Linked DNA regions of Homo sapiens: region 1 is linked to region 2. A link is a loop called in an ENCODE intact Hi-C map of the cell type or tissue named here. Cell type or tissue: adrenal gland. All regions are shown on one strand. Each heading gives the region's core, and the rest is flanking DNA. Links, peaks and the distances in the headings are about the cores only. Region 1 overlaps NOS2 (nitric oxide synthase 2). Region 2 overlaps KSR1 (kinase suppressor of ras 1).

The links. Peaks named below come from ENCODE experiments on the same cell type or tissue, not always from the same donor. Only the 100,000 strongest peaks of a DNase experiment are listed, where the experiment ranks them.
Region 1: it touches region 2 in a loop (5-fold over the local background); 41 of 110 quality-filtered maps call a loop at or near these places.

Annotation. Positions count from the first base shown.
Region 1 is chr17:27,750,468-27,758,255 of GRCh38, reverse strand. It overlaps NOS2 (nitric oxide synthase 2), which reads left to right. Exons shown (of 27, transcript NM_000625.4): 27 at 903-1,490. The coding sequence ends at 1,010. It also overlaps the pseudogene LGALS9DP. Among named protein-coding and RNA genes, the nearest start is that of NOS2, 46 kb to the left of the region's middle. RefSeq lists an enhancer at 1,840-2,340. In adrenal gland, for the core only: a CTCF peak has its summit at 1,327 (motif pointing right); a DNase peak (open chromatin) is centred at 1,214.
Region 2 is chr17:27,606,070-27,614,518 of GRCh38, reverse strand. It overlaps KSR1 (kinase suppressor of ras 1), which reads right to left. Exons shown (of 21, transcript NM_001394583.1): 15 at 6,509-6,605; 16 at 5,190-5,323; 17 at 4,321-4,452; 18 at 2,890-3,025. It also overlaps the pseudogene ITM2BP1. Among named protein-coding and RNA genes, the nearest start is that of LGALS9, 21 kb to the left of the region's middle. In adrenal gland, for the core only: CTCF peaks have their summits at 4,526 and 4,725 (motif pointing left); no DNase peak of the experiment used is centred there; H3K27ac peaks cover 932 bases.

The sequences.
Region 1 (7,788 bases), core at 1-2,500, 150 kb before region 2:
CTCTCTGGTTCCAAAGCCTGTGATTGTCACTTCCATACTCTCCCTAAGACACATTCATACGTTCAACTGAACATTTATTGAGCACCTACTATGTGCTAGGGATAGAGCAGTAAATGAATCAGGCAAAAATTCTTTACATTCTACTGGGGCTGACAAACCCAGACAAGAAAGAGGTGTAGTGCTTCAGAGAAAAACAGCAGGAAACAGCCCAGGGAACGCTGGGGAGTGTAATTTTAAATAGGGTGGCCAGGGAAGGCAGAGCTGGAAGGTGGCATCTGAGAATAAACCTGAGATGGTGAGGAGGAGCCCTGTGGATACTGAAGGAAACACTCTGGGCTGTTCTGGAGGGGCAGCAGGTACAAAGGCCCCGGGGGTGGGAGTTAAGCTGGCGTGTTTGAAGAACAGTGAGGAGATAACAGGCATTTCCCCAAATGTGTTCAGTGGGTCGGTAGACAGTTGGCATCAAAAAGATTCCAAGGTCGAATAGCCTGGGACATGCTTAGTTAAGGCAAGGCAAACACGTTGCTTTACTACAAGACTTCTGGGAGCCTTCAGTATGCTGCTGTTCATCAGGACCCTTCAAGGCTGGAAGGAAAGAAAGGACGTAGCATTTCCCAAACATATTTATCTCAGAGCTCACACTTCCTGGAGTATCTTGGGTGGGGGATGAACGCTGGGCAGGAAATGGGTATGCTAAGTAAAGCTTTGGAGATGGTTAGAGGGCCCGCACCAGAGCAGGTGCTGAGCAGGGTTAGGGTCTAAACCAGATTCAAGCACAATCTAAGTATAACAGTTGGGAAGACAGATGGCTCATGAAGGTCCATGTGATAGGGAAGCTGGGCAACCCCAGGGGCTCATCCCAGCCTGGACTTGACACGTTGCTCTCTGTTTTTACCTAAAAGAGCCAGAAGCGCTATCACGAAGATATCTTTGGTGCTGTATTTCCTTACGAGGCGAAGAAGGACAGGGTGGCGGTGCAGCCCAGCAGCCTGGAGATGTCAGCGCTCTGAGGGCCTACAGGAGGGGTTAAAGCTGCCGGCACAGAACTTAAGGATGGAGCCAGCTCTGCATTATCTGAGGTCACAGGGCCTGGGGAGATGGAGGAAAGTGATATCCCCCAGCCTCAAGTCTTATTTCCTCAACGTTGCTCCCCATCAAGCCCTTTACTTGACCTCCTAACAAGTAGCACCCTGGATTGATCGGAGCCTCCTCTCTCAAACTGGGGCCTCCCTGGTCCCTTGGAGACAAAATCTTAAATGCCAGGCCTGGCAAGTGGGTGAAAGATGGAACTTGCTGCTGAGTGCACCACTTCAAGTGACCACCAGGAGGTGCTATCGCACCACTGTGTATTTAACTGCCTTGTGTACAGTTATTTATGCCTCTGTATTTAAAAAACTAACACCCAGTCTGTTCCCCATGGCCACTTGGGTCTTCCCTGTATGATTCCTTGATGGAGATATTTACATGAATTGCATTTTACTTTAATCACACTGTATGCGTGTGTGGGTGTTTTGTAGGGAAAGCTCTTCTCAGAGTGGGGAGCTGGTGGGTGTCACAGCCTGGACAGATCCCCGACAGAGGGACACCCCAGCCAGTCCATGGCTCCTCTGAAATGGCTGCCAGGTGTGCCAGCAGCAGATGGAGCTTCGTGCTGGTCCAAAGACCTGTGGTAGGGCAGGGGGCGCAGGCCTGCCTCCCACACAAAGTATCTGAAACGGGGTCTGGTGAGGGTGGGATTGTCGCATAAGGCCAGTGTTTCGAGGAAGGCCTTGAGCTTCTTCTTGGACACTGTCTTAGAAAGCGTTTTGCTCTGGGGCCACCAGTCTCATGCGAGACTGTGCCTTGGCCAGTACGGATGTGGTCCCTGGGAAGGCAGCGTGTCGAGGCGAGTGTGGGCCACAGCATCCTCGCCTGAGGGACTGGGGACCCTCTTGGGTTTGGAGCAGGCCAAGGAAGCCTTCTTAGGAGAGTGGGCCCCGTTTCCTTCTCCTGGTCAGAACCAAAAAAGGAGCTCAGCGGCGGCCACTGGGGTCCTGGCAACACACGGCTCCCAGCTTAGGTTTGGCCTCTGCCTCCTGGGTGCCCTGGCCGACTTCACCCCCTTGCCCGCCACCTTCCCCTTCTAGCAGTAGCATCTCAGGGGCAGGAGAAGGGGCAGTGCCAACCTCAGGCTCCAGGAAAGCTCCATGCCCTGCGCGACAGCCGTGCATCTCAGCAACAAGGCCAGGAGTCCGCTCCCGGACCAGGGCTTTCCAGCTTTAATGTGCGCACCTCGTCTGGGGTCCTGTGAAAACAGAGACTCTGACCTCGCAGGTCGGGTGGGGCGCGGGATGCTGCGTTTCCAACAAACTCCCGGATGCAGCTGGTGCCACTGCTCTGAGGACTACTATGGGGCCTGAGGAACTGGATTCTTACTGGGCTGAGCAGGATGTGTTGGCATCACCTGGATGCAGAGTCGGGCTTCCTGGCAGTGGCCCAGTGGCTGGCAGAACCCCACACATGAACACTGAGCCACTTTTCCTATGCAAGCCCTAACCCCTAATGCCGGAGAGACCCACAATGGAACACACACCCAGACGGTGCTTCGGGTTGGCTTCTCCTGACCCCCCTCCCCAAGCCACCTCCTCCCACTGGGACGCCAGGTCTGAGGAGGCAGCTCTGACCCTGCTGTGGCCCTCACAGGCTCTGCCCCAGCCCCTCTCCCATCTCGGAGGCATGGGGCTGTTTCCTGGTGTCCCCCATTACCACCTTCCTGTGTCCGAGACTCCTGCCCAAAAGGCTAGAGCCCCAGCCTGCTTTCTCCAACACCCTCGTGGGATTTGTGAGGGACCCTCTGGGAGGAGGTGTGAGGTCAGGACCCCCTGCCCAAAGGGAGTCCATGCTTTCCCATCCCACTCCTCTCAGCAGCACCGCCGCCCGATTCCACAGACTCCAAAATGTCTCCAAATGAATTAAAGAAGCCACGGTCAACCCACATGAATGTGCCAACAAGCATTTTCATTTCTTTATTTTAAGGACACTGGGAAAGGAGCCAGTCCCCTGAAGAGAACACTCTGGTCAGTTGGTGGAGGCCAGTGGGATGCCATCAGGCTGGCTTTCCAGGAGGGGGTGAAGGGTTGATGCAGGGTGCAAGGTGAGAGTTAGGTTAAAGGTCAGAGGGGAGGGACTGAGGACGTCACCTCCCACCAGGAGTGGACAGCTGGTGGCTTGAGACTGGGGTGGAGCTGCGTGGGGGATGGGAGGGGACTGAGCATGGGGCTTCATCTTCACTGCCCACTCCCCACCTCTCCCCAGCTGTGCCCCTCTCATCAGACCCCTAAGAGTTGTTGATCTGGGTGTTGTGGACCACAGCGTTCTCATCAAAACGGGGATTGAGGTGGAAGGCGATGTGGTTCCCAGAGTGCGGGTTGATGTGGAACCTGGGGTGGGCAGCCCACCTGGACCTTTGTCCACTGAGTTCTGGGCCTTATTTCCTCCCCGTCATCCACAGCCTGCCCAAAGCCAGGGGAATGGCTGGAATCACCTTGAAGGGCTCTCTCTTCCCAGAGGTCAACTGGAGCCCTTAGCTTACCTCTGAGCACTGGGCAGGACAGTGCCCAACAGGATGATGGACTTGGATGGGTACAGCCCTCCCGGAATGATGGTGACAAAAGGCGTCGGCTTTCAGAAGGAGAGGCATGGGTCAGCCAGTGGCAGCCAGGGCAGCCCACCACACAAAAGGGAAGATTGTACCAGGTCCCATGAATTTGGGCTGTCAGCTAAGAAGAAACCAACGATATCTGTACTTGGTTCCATAAAAGCCAAAGGAAAACTTTCCAGTGCTCCTCATATTAATGGGCTTAGATTAGTGTCATGAAAGGAACTTTGGCCAAACACAAAAAGACTCATCTCGTGGGGTGAAAAGGGAGAGCCATGCAATGCGCTCGTATTGACACGACAGTTTTAAGGTTGAAAGCTCCTCTCCACAGTCTTCTAATTCGCTGGGAAGCTTTGAAGCCCTTCAGCTTACCATTTTGAAAGCCCTTCGCTTTTCATTTTGCAAGGCTAGTGGATACCCCCGAAGTGGCCCTTCACCCCCAGCCTGCCCACCACAAACAGAACCTCCGCCCTCCCTGAGAAATCACTTACATAGGTGGGGTGGGGGTACATCATAGGTGGGTTGGCGGGAGTCTGCTGAAAAGAAACCAGGAAATTCAATGGGAGAGCGCATGTGTGCGCGAGCACTCACCCACGCGCACCCATGCATTCTAGAGGGGCTCCACTGTGAGGCTGACCTCATGAGCCTTTGGCCCTTGGACTCCCCCATCCACCTCCCTTTTCATGTTAGCCTTCCTGGAACTTCCTGCCGTGTTCCCGGACTCCACCACGGTCACCTGTCCCTCAACCCCTCTGCAGGCAGCCCCACTAACGCTAAACTTCCGGCCTGATTTGCACCAGCAGGAGAAGAGCTTAAGCCTATGATCGGTAGTGACATCCTGGGGACCCAGGATGCAGGGCCAGGAACCTCACATCCGGGTGCTGGGGCCACTGCACTCCCCACTTGGTGACAGACAGACCAGTTTCCCTCCCGGTCTCTAGGGGGCTTGCCTCTTCCACCACTGGATAAATCCTGCTTCTTCCAGAATCTCTGCTGTCCCAAGGACAGCTTTAGCCACATGTCACCTGAGCCAAGCACTCAGCCCCTAGTGTCCCCATCCTCCTTGCTAAACCGCTTTCTTCCCAACTCTAGCGCTCTAGGGAATTTAGTTCTTGGTGAAGGAGGACACTGTGCAGCTGTGAACTGACCAGAACTTGTAGACTTACAGAGAACATCTGTCCAGGGGCGCTCTGCACTGTGTGGATGACTGTCTGGGTCTGGAAGAAAGAAACCAGGTCTCACCCAGGCTCTCACGTGTGAAAACCACCAGCTCCCACCAGAGGGCGCCACACGGCAGGCACCCTCCAGGGGGCGTAACAAGCCCAATGGCCCCACAGACCCCACAGAGGGTGGGCCCAGGTGTCTCTTCTCTCAAGGGGATGAGCGAGGGGCAAAGGTTAGAACCCTGGAGAAGACAGATGGGGACGCTGGTGGCTCTGGCCCATCTTTCCTCTCGGGGAAACGTCTCTCAGCCTAGCCTCCCTTTGCAGGTGACAGAAGTGAATGTGGGGCATGGTCTTCCGTGGCTGCCCACGGGGTGGCAACTCAGGTTGTTTCATCACGGCCAGCCAACCACATCCAACCCCCAACCTCACCAGGCCGGGCAGATGGTCAAGGGCCTGGCCTGTGCCCTCCCCACTCCCAATGGGAGAGGCCCAATGCCTGGCCCTGCCTCCTCCATGAGCCCAGAAAAGCCAAAATGAGGACGATCCAAAAAGAAAGCAAGAGACTTACAATGGGAGCCGGGTTGGCAGGCCACACGCCGGGAGGCTGGAGGGGTGAGGAGAGTCAGAATAGTGGTTATCGCGGGCACCACAGAATGGGAGGAGATGGTGGCAAAACTCCAGGGAGGCTCTTGTGCTCAGAAATGCCTCCCCGGACACACCCACCTCCCTCTTGCTCCCAAGAAAGCCTTCCTGAGCCCGTGGCACCCAGATTTTTACCCCCAGGTGCACAGGGCTTTGGGGTTGGGGGGTAGGGTATCCCCATTGGTTCCTCTTGAGAGAGAGGAGGCTGGGTTTGATAGAGACCTCATTGCTCTCTGTAGCTCCCACAGCCAAGAGCATTACTTCCAGTGCCATATTTTACCACTAAGGTGAGAAGTGGTATTTGTTGAAGGCCTACTGTGGGCTGATTCCTGGGTTTCACTGCTTTCCAATGAGGGAAGCAGCCTCAGCTCCTGTGTCCCTGGTGAGGTAATGAGGCTTAGAAAGATTAAGCAACTTGCCCAAGCTCGCCCAGGTGGAAGGCATCAAATCCAAAGTGGCAGCCAGTTCTGTCTGACTGTATCCAGCACACTTTCTATCCTCCCCAGGGCCAGGGCCAAATTTGGGCTGCGCTGCAAATGTTCCCTGGGGCTCGACCAGTCCTGAAGTCAGCGTGGCAGGAGGCAGGTGCCCTGTCTGTACCGTGATGAGCCGTAAGAAGACTGCATAGACAAAGCGCCCCTCCTCCCAGTCCCCACTACTGGAGTGGCCAGAGGAAGGGCTGCTCACCTCCTTGTCCTGGATCCTGCCCCACCCAGTAGACTGTTCTTGCCCTGGCTGGTATCCCATTCTCCCTGGCTGTGTGAACCACATTCCACATTCATTCACTGAGTGCAAATGAACAAGGCACAGTCCCGGCCCTCTGAAGCCTCATGGGCATAGGGAGATGGGGGTGGAGTGACGGGGACAGACAACGCAAACACAGTTACAATGGGGTGCTTTGAACTGGCATGGCACAGATACGTACAGACTCTGTGGGGTCATGGGGGAGCGTCCAACAATATTCCAGGCGGGGAGGACTCCCAGAGGAGCGACATTTAGGCAGAGCATGGAAGGGCAATTAGGCGTGTGCTGGGGGCAGGCTGGCAGAGGATGCTTCCGGGACCAGGGACAGCATATGCAAAAACATGGTGGCCCGAGAGGGCCTTGAGTGAGCTGCAGAGGCTGCGTGAGCTTTGTGGTTTAGGGGTGAGGCAGCGAGGTTGATTGGGGTCAGACTGGGAGGAATTTGTATGCCCTGCTGGGGAATTTGGGCTTTATTTGAAGGGCTGGGGGCTGTGAAGATTTTTAAGCAGGGAGAGGGTGTGATCAGATTTGCTTATAAGAAGCACTTATAAGAACTTAAGTGCTTATAAGAACCACTGTGACAGTGGTTGGGTGTGGGGGGTGGGGAACTGGACCCCTGTCGTCATGGTGAGGAATCCCGGAGGCCTGGGCCATGTCGGTGGCTTCGGGCCTCTTGGTGCCTTGGAGAGACGTAAAGAAGGGGGAATGAAGAATTCAGGGAGACCCCCAGGTCCCCAGCTCTGGGTGCCCGGCAGACAGACAGGGAACTCTTGAGTGGGCAAGATGGGGCCTGTAGGCCCTGAGTGGCCTGCTGGCTGGGGCCAGCCTCTCAGACCCTCGGTCCTTCCTACTGTCTGCTCGGCCACCCAGGGCCTCTGTGTTGAACTCACTTTTTGTCTGCGCCCCCTGGGCCTGGGTGGGAAACAGACAGACTGGGAGAATGGCACCGTGGAGAAGGCAGGCTGAACAGGGACTGTGCGGGGGTTCTGTTAAAACAAAAGGCACCGGGCAGTGAGGAGAAGCATTAATAGAGCCAAGGAGAAGCCGAAAGGCAGAGGCAAGGGCAAGAGGGAGAGACCAGGCAGGCAGGGGGATGAGGCAAGGGGGTTAGGGCCCTGCCAAGATGGGATGGGAAAGAGCCAGGCTCTGGTGAGCAGTGCAGGGGTGCGGTCTCCCTCCAGCTCTTCCCTCCCCATTCACCCACAGGGGAGGGAGTCAGGGAAAGAGGGACCAAAGTCAGAGATGAGGACCAAAGGGCGAGAAGCCCAGATTTGCTGAGGGCCTACTGTGTGCTTCGCTGATCTCAGGGAGCAGCCTCGAATGCCAAAAGGGTAATAGTAGCTCCCACCCAGCTGCTGGTGCCCTGTGGGAATGTGGGCCCAGCATACCCTAATCTTCCCATTTTTCACGTGGTATTGGTATCTCCTGACCTTCTTTAGTTTTATTTGTTTTATTTTATTTTATTATTTAAACAAAGTTTTTTGGAGACAGGGTCTTGCTATGTTGCCCAGGCAGAACTCTAATTCCTGGGCTCAAGCAATTCTCCCGCCTCAGCCTCTTGAGTAGCCAGGACTGCAGACCTCCACCACCATACCTGAC
Region 2 (8,449 bases), core at 3,543-6,042:
GCAGCCCTTTGCTCAGCTCTGCTCCAGCCTTTGCCTCCCTGAAGATGGCACTTACCATTCTCTGCTCCAAGATGCTAAGTATGCAGAAAGGAAACAAACTGTTGCCAGGAGGGCAGAACGAAGAATATCTTTTCTCTCAGATGCAACAAATATACATAATACTCTGGTTTATACAAAGATGTCCTTGCTAACTCTTGTAAAGAGAGGTTAAAACTGGAAAGAATCCCCATGTCCAGTGACAGAAGTAGTTACATTATGGTGCGGCCACAGGACATAAGGGCAGACAGTCTTAACAATAAGGATTTGTTAATGATTTGAGGTAATGAGCATAATAAAATGTCATGTGGAAAAAGTCACAATAAAAAAATCAGCTAGGTTTTATGATATGTATGTCTTAAATATTTTTTTAAAAGACTATGCCAGGCATGGGGGCTCATGCCTGTAATCCCAGCACTTTGGGAGGCTGAGGCAGATGGATCCCTTGAGGCCAGGAGTTTGAGACCAGCTTGGCCAACATGGTGAAACCCCATCTCTACTAAAAATACAAAAATTAGCTGGATATTTTGGTGCATGCTTGTAATCCCAGCTACTTGGAGGCTGAGGCGGGAGATCACTTGAACCTGGGAAGCAGAGGTTGCAGTGAGCCAAGATCGTGCCACTGCACTTCAGCCTGGGCGACAGAGCAAAACTGCTTCAAAAAAAATTTAAAAAGACTGGAAAGCAGTGGTTACTTCAGCTGCCATCTGAGCTGCCCCAGAGCTCAGCCAAGGAGGCTGCAGCCACAGCCAGGAGCCCAAAACCTGTATCTTGAGCCCACTGACAGTTGCAGGAGGCAGATAAAGAAGGGTCCCTGGAGAACCTCCATCCTGCCCCACAAGTGTTTACAACAGATGTTTTTGTGCAGATGAGGGAACCTGCACAGGGTCTTGCCTGGGTACACCCACAATGGACTGGAGACCCACATGCACTGGGGGAATAGGGTGGAGCCACCAGGAATTCGCGCCTTATGCAGGGGAGGAGCCTGGCCTCTTCAGCTCGTGTGTGGTGGCCTGATATTCAATCTGTGAGATGGGAGCCTGTTGGGAGGACCCCCTCTTTTTTGCTGAGAGGTTTCTTTTAATGAATTCCACTCTCCTCACCTTTCAATGTGTCCGCATGCCTAATTTTTCCTGGTCATGAGACAAGAACCTGGATTTTAGCTGAGCTAAGGAGCAAAAAATTCTGCATCACCACCACACGCTCCTAAGGCACCCGAGGATGCACCAAGGTGAAGGTGGTGTTTAACTGGCCCTGGCCCAGAAGGAGGCCAAGAAGGACGGGCCTCAGAGTGTCAGAGAAGTGCTCATCACCCATGGCCCTTGCCCAGCACCCCAGATGAAATGGTATCAACTGGCCAAAGAGGAGCCTGCTGTTCGTGTTGTTAAATAGCATTTTGGTGTCATCTTTGGAGGGGCATCCCCGTACAAATATTTTGCACTTCAACAAGATGACATATACTACTGTGGAATAAAGTAGATCAGATATAATGTCATCTTGAGTGAGCCTTCTGAAGACGCCCTAGCTGCTTGCCACCAGTCAATTGAGAAAAATATTACCATCTATTAAGAACTTGGAGGACGATGAGGTTGAATTCATCACTGCAAATTTGCAGACAGAGTCTGCAGACAGACAGTGATCCTGCCAGCAATGTTCATGACCTTAACAAGAAGCTCACAGCCTGTTTGTATCTTAGCCTGGACAAGTGCTGGGTGGTCCCTCTGAAGACTTCAATTGTTATGCTGCCCAAATACTGACTGGAGTTGCTTATTAACATCAAGGCTGTTCTGTCCCAATCCTATCTGATTCATGGACACATGGCTATCACTGATGGCACTGAAAACACCAAGCCCTGGAGTTTCTTTATATATCACTGTGCTGTGATAAAGGAAACTGAAAGCTGTCAGAATCAAAAGAGAGTCACAAATGTGAAGAAAACTCTGACAAATCGGGCCTGGGAAAGCCATGAAGAGAGGCTTCTTGGGCTTGTATGTCTGATAACAAAAACTACCACTAAAGACTGCAAAAACTGCAACCTTGTACGAAGGCCATGGCAACCTTATACAAAAATACTCCTACAAGGACATCTGCCTCAAACAACCTGTCTAACCTTGGACTGACATCACTCTTGTTACTCATCTCTGTAGCCAGGGAAAACTACTAAATATGTCAAAATAATTGTGTAATCCTCTTCATTTTTTCCTTTACCTCCCTGAATAAGCAAGCCATTCACCATGGCATGCATATTCCCAGTGCAACGCTCTATTTCCAAATAAACATCTTTTGAGAGCCTCTCTCTCTTATTTAGCCTGACAAAACTTACAAACACAGAGAATCCATTAAGGAGAAACCATGTAGAAATGAGAAGTCGGCCACTATAATTAAGACTTGGTTTTTTGAAAACAAGTTTGCTGTGGAAACTTTGATTTGTTCTTAATAGTCAAGAAAAACATTATGAGGAAAGATTTAATACCACAGCATAGCACAACTATTTGTATTTTCAGCAGTGATTTTTTTAAAAAAAATTATCTTCTTTCATGTAAATAACATGGGGCTTTACTTTCTTTTCATCTCATAAATCAATGAAAACCATTATCTTTAAGAAAAAAAAAAGACTGAAAGGAATGAAAAGGGTGAGCAGTGGGGTGAGGATAGATATTTTCTTATTTATGCCTCCCTGTTCCTTCCCCATTCCCGGGCAATGCATATCATTTTCATCTCTAGCTAGACACGTGCAGGTGGCAGAGCTCCTCACCGACCCCATTTCTCAGGTGGGTGAGTGAAGGGCAGCCATGCCACATGCCCCACCCCACCTCCAGCCCTACTGCTCCACCCAGGGCAGGTACTACTTACACTGACTTCCTTCCCCAAGCTGACAGAAGTCAGGACACGCTTCATTCCTTCCCCGCTTCCAATCTGCCAGATGGATGCCTCTGCAGCCTGGTTCTTCAAGGGCCAGTCTCTTGCTTGCAGCTCATACCAAACAGTCCTGCAGAGACCCAGCCATGTCTGTGAGCTCCTGGGCCGCTGTGCCCAGCTCAAGCCCAGGGGCCCTTGAGCCATAGCCCAGCCAGAGGATCAGGACCCTTCTCCAGCCTTCCTCACCCACTTGGCTTCAGGGGATGCTACAGTGGGCTCCTGGAGGCTCCTCCCAGCCCTAGAGGACCTGGGCCCTGTGCTCTCGTTGGGTGGGAAGTCTGAGACAGCGCAGGTTTGACCGGAGCCTTGGTGGTCATTCTGACCTCAGCACAAATCCAGCTCTGCCACCTTCTAGCTGCAAGATCCCAGTAAAACTGCTTCACCTCAGTGGGGCTAATGTCTCTTGTCACAGGGTTGTTTGAGGAGTACTAAATTGCCAAGCCCAGCACCTGGCACACATGGGTGCTCAGGAAAGGATACAGTTAAAGGTCAGGGAGGAAGGATGGCGCCAAGGCCACCCCACTGGGAAGGATACCCAGATACAGCACAGGTGACCGGGGTGGTGAGCCTTCCTTGGCCTCTCTACGTCCCCTTGGCTTTCTTCACTTGGGATGGGACTTTCTCCATCAGACCCACACTGTCCAATGTGGGAGCCTCTTGCCACAGGGGGGCTACTGAGTGACTGAAATGTGCACAGTTGAATGGAGGGGTGCTCTAGGCAGAAAACACACCAGATTTTAAAGACTTAGTAGGAAAAAAGAATATAAAATATCTTATTAATTTGTATATTGATTACATGTTGAAATAATATTTTGGATATATTGAGTTAAATAAAATATATCGTTTTATAATATATAAAACATAAACAGGGGAAACTAATTTCATCCATTTCTTTTTTAATGTGGCTATTAGAAAACTTTAACTTCTATATCGGGCTCACATTATATTGCTACTGGTCAGCACCCAGGTCTTTGTGGGGTAGCAGAGCCGGCAGGATATCCAGCTCCCCCAGACTGGGAGGAGCAGTTCTTGGTCAGCTCTGGTGAGCATCCTCCCAGATCAGCTGGGTGGGGCTGACAGCCAGTGTTAAGCACTGCACACAATTACCTGATTTAGTCCTCATGAAATGACCTTGTTGGGAGGAGCTATTCCAGGTCAAGGATATAGTCATGCACTCAACAAGCGGCAGAGCCAGGACTCAAGACCATGCACTCAACAAGCGGCAGAGCCAGGACTCAAGGTTGATTTTTTACTCCAGAGCCTGGGTTTTCAACACCTAAAAGCATGCCTCCCTCTGCCCCCAATGGCCACCAGGGCCCTCTGTTTTGGCCACACTTGGCCTCAGGGCACCAGGGGCCTACTCACCCAAATGCATAGACATCAGCAGCTTTGGAGAATGGCAGCTGATCCTCGTCCTTCCCGGGGGTCATCTCGCGTACAATCTCAGGGGCCAGATAGCACAGCCAGTCGTGGGACAGCTTTAGCTGGTTCTCACGCCTGGAGACCAGGAAGCCGGGACAAGGACACAGGCCTTTCAGCAGGCAGCAAAGAGGCCTGCCTGGCACAGGTCTGCCCCAGGGCCGGCAGAACACCCACACACAGCTTAGAAAACACACCCAGACCCAGAACACTGACCCTGCACTTGGGAAAGGCACCGGTGCTTTTGAGGAATTCTACAAAGGAGTCATGACCGGTTGTTTCTAGAAAAGCAGGGCAAGAATGGATAAATATTGACAGGGAGCTGCTGGTGAAGGTGCCCAGCTCCCTCTGCTGGAGAATGAGGCGCCTCTCTAACCAGGAACCCTGATCTGCCTGTGGATCTCAAACTTGGCTGGGGCTGGCCTTGCAGCCTTGCTGCCATGCTCCCTTTTGGGTTCCCCTAGATGTGAGGGGAGGGGCCTTTCTCCCTATGCCAATCCCTTCAAGATTTGGGGAAATAAAATTTGACACTCTTCCTCATCGTGGGGAAATGACCTGGTTCCTTGGCCAAGCGGGTGAACAGCCAGGGCAAATGTGAGTGTGGGGACCTGGTTTCCGTGGAAGTCGGCCTGAGAATCCAAACGCGACCCAAATCTGATTCTGAACCAGAACTACGAGGGCAGGACCAAAGCGACCTGGGCTTCCCTGCAGGGAGGGCTGCAGCTCAGCAACAAACAGTGAAAGTGCCCAGACCTCAGCCCTGCTCTTCCCCATCCAGCACCCACAACCCACCCAGACACTCAAGACCAACTCACCGTCCCTCTCGGACCACGCCTGAGATCCCAAACAGCCCGAAGTCTGTGATGACCACCTTGCCGTTGTCATAGAAGACGTTCTTAGATTTGAGATCTTTGTGTACGATGCCCTTGGCATGAAGATATCCCATGCCCTGGAGGACACATCAGGAGGAGTGAAGATGTGCAACGATGACGGAGGTGCCACCCTGGGCTGGATGATTTACCTAAATCCCCATATTTGATCTTCACAATTCCATGCAGTATATTGTCCCCATTTTACAGAAGAAGAAATCGAGGTTCAGAGAGGGAAAGTCACTTGCTCCAAGCCACACAGCAGTGAAGAAGCAGAGCTGAGATCTGATCCCAGACCGGTCTATGCTCTTTTAATGTTACCATGCTTCTAAACAACCATGTTAACCTTGGCTAAGGTAGGAGGTGTGAACAGGGTGATGGGCAGGGAGCCGGGGGGTCAGGGACAGTGAGATTTATCAGTGTACAGTCATAAAGGGCCTAAATGAGCTGGGGTTTTCTGTCAGGATATGCACAGCTGGTCTGTGCTCTCAGGCAGGACAAGGGCTCAAGGTGGGGGAACAGAGAGGCATTCCCACAGCGGGGTCCCCAACTTTGAGTGCTCCTAATGTCTGAGCTGTAGTAGAAGGAGCCCTGGACTAAGAAATCTGGGGTTTGAACTCCATCTCAGCTCAGATTCTCACTCACTCTGTGGCCTTGGACACAGTGCTCAACTTCTCTGAAGACTGGTTTCCTCACCTATCAAGCGAAGAGGTGGCAGTGGGTGATTTCTAACCAATGCTCTATTTGAACTAACACTGATGAGTCAGGTGCATGGAGCGTGGGTGACCTGACATAGGCATGATCTCATCCAAGGTCAAGCTGTCTTCAAACACCAGACCCAGGGCTCCTGTGTACCCCACAGCATGGATTATCGCGTTTTTAACCTCACACCAATCCAGAGAGGGAGGATATATGAAGATCCCCATTTTACAGGGGAGAAAACTGAGGCTTAGAGAGGCTAAACCTACCCAAGGTCACACAAAGGGTGTGACCAGGATTGAAACTGGCCTCTAAAGCCTGCCAAGTTCCTTCCCAACCAAGTCAATTCCATCAAGCCTAATCATGTGGACAATCAGCTCCCAGCTCTGAATGAATGAGACAGAGACAGGGAGGAAGAGATGGGGTCCCACCCTTGAGGAGCCTGAGCTAGAAGGAGAGGCAAAGCTGCCCAAACCACCCTAACAGGGAGTAACAGGGCGAGAGGAACAGCCGAGAGCCCTGGAACCGGCCAGAAACCCACCCCCAGCAGCTGGGCACCCCCTCACCTTGATGATCTCCTGAGCGATTTGCCTCGTCTTGTTGATGTCCAGAGACGTCTTGGGGTCCCTCACAAACGAGTGCAACGTCCGCCCCTTGCAGAAGCTGTCGAGGGTGGTGGGGGTCAAGCACAAGTCTGGGGCTGGTGCGGCCTGACCCCAACCCTGGTGGAGCCCATGGGGAGAACTGTGCCCGTCTGCCTGCAAGGACTCTCTCCAGCCCCTCGACTGTGAGCCAAATCTTCTTTAACCCAGCCCAGTCCTGCTGGGGCCTGGCCTGAACGTGCAGAAACACATGACACCACACACGTACACGCACACAAACCCCCATTCCCTGAGAGCCAGTGCCTGCCCATCCTACAACAGGAAACAGTGCATCAAAGCTCTCAGGAACTCAGAGTAGCCATGCTTGGTGGGTTCAAGGCAGGACCACTCTGATGGGGAAGAACTTGGCTAATTTAAGGGCATCAACAGGCAACATCAAGGCTCTGGGGCTCACTGTCAAGAATCTCATTATAGTTTTCATTTTTTCTTGATCACAGGGTTTTTATTACAATAAAGGAGTGTGCAAGGAGGGAAAGGGGGTGGGGTAGATGTTAGGGGCGTCAAGGTGACTACTGGAAAAGGAGCTTCAGTTCTGGGGTCGCCACCTGCATCAACTCCTAAAACCCCGGGTGAGGAGGGACCCAGAGAGAATGTGGGTCCAAGGGAGCTATCTTAGGAAGGGACTATGTTTTTAGGAAAATATTCTTGGAGTCTCAGAGCCTTTGAAAACCAGGCAAGGGGTAGAGAATATTGGTTGGTGATTTCCTTATCTGTGTCCCACTTTTCTTCAGCGTATTCTAAACAAAGTAAGATTTTTTTGTTAATGAATATTTTCCTGTTTCAGGCAGGCCACAGTGGCTCACGCCTGTAATCTCAGCACTTTGGGAGGCTGAGGTGGGCGGATCACCTCAGGTCAAGAGTTTGAGACCAGCCTGGCCAACACGGTGAAACCTCATCTTTACTGAAAATATAAAAATTAGCGAGGCGTGGTGGCACACGGCTGTAATCCCAGCTACTTGGGAGGCTGAGGCACGAAAATTGCTTGAGCCTGGGAGGCAGAGGTTGCAGTGAGCCAAGAACACGCCACTGCACTCCAGCCTGGGTGACAGAGCGAGACCCTGTCTAGTTTATCATTAATTAATTACCTGTTTTGTTTTTCATTAACTACTTTTTTTTTTTTTTTGAGATGGAGTCTTGTTCTGTAAATAAATTACGGGACCACCAGTGATCAGCTCTTGATTATACAACTCTTCCCAACTCTACTCCACTCCAGGAGATAACATTGGTAGTCTGAAATTGACCATGGTGAGAGTATTTACACCACAGGAAGTGATGGATGTTATAAATTAGGGCTTCCCTCCATACTGCCCCAAAACTGGTTGTTACACATTTACCAGCACACCACTGGGTTCAGCCTACGTGATGGGGATACTGTGCAGGTGTTAGAAGAGAGTAGACCTCAGACCCACAATCGGGTGCAGGAGGCAAGGTGTGAGCCAGCATGATCTCTCCTTTGTATTTTTACAAAAAGGAATAAACAGTTTAAAAACGTGAGTATATGCAAATGTCTTCCTTTTAACAGAAGGAATGTTAACTGTTTATAGTGTCTCTGACTTTGGGGAGAAGCGCTCAGTTGCAGTGGGAGAAGACTGGCTTTCACTCTGTACCTTTTATGGACATTTGATCTTCTGTAAACTTAGAAAGGTCTCACTCTGTCACCCAGGCTGGAGTGCAGTGGCATGATCTTGGCTCGCTGCAGCCTTGACCTCCTGGGCTCAAGCGATCCTCCTGCCTCAGCCTCCCAAGTAGCTGAGACCACAGGCACAGGCACCTGCCACCAGGCCCAGCTAATTTTTTTGTAGAGACAGCGTCTCAGTATGTTGCCCAGGCTGGTCTCAAGCTCCT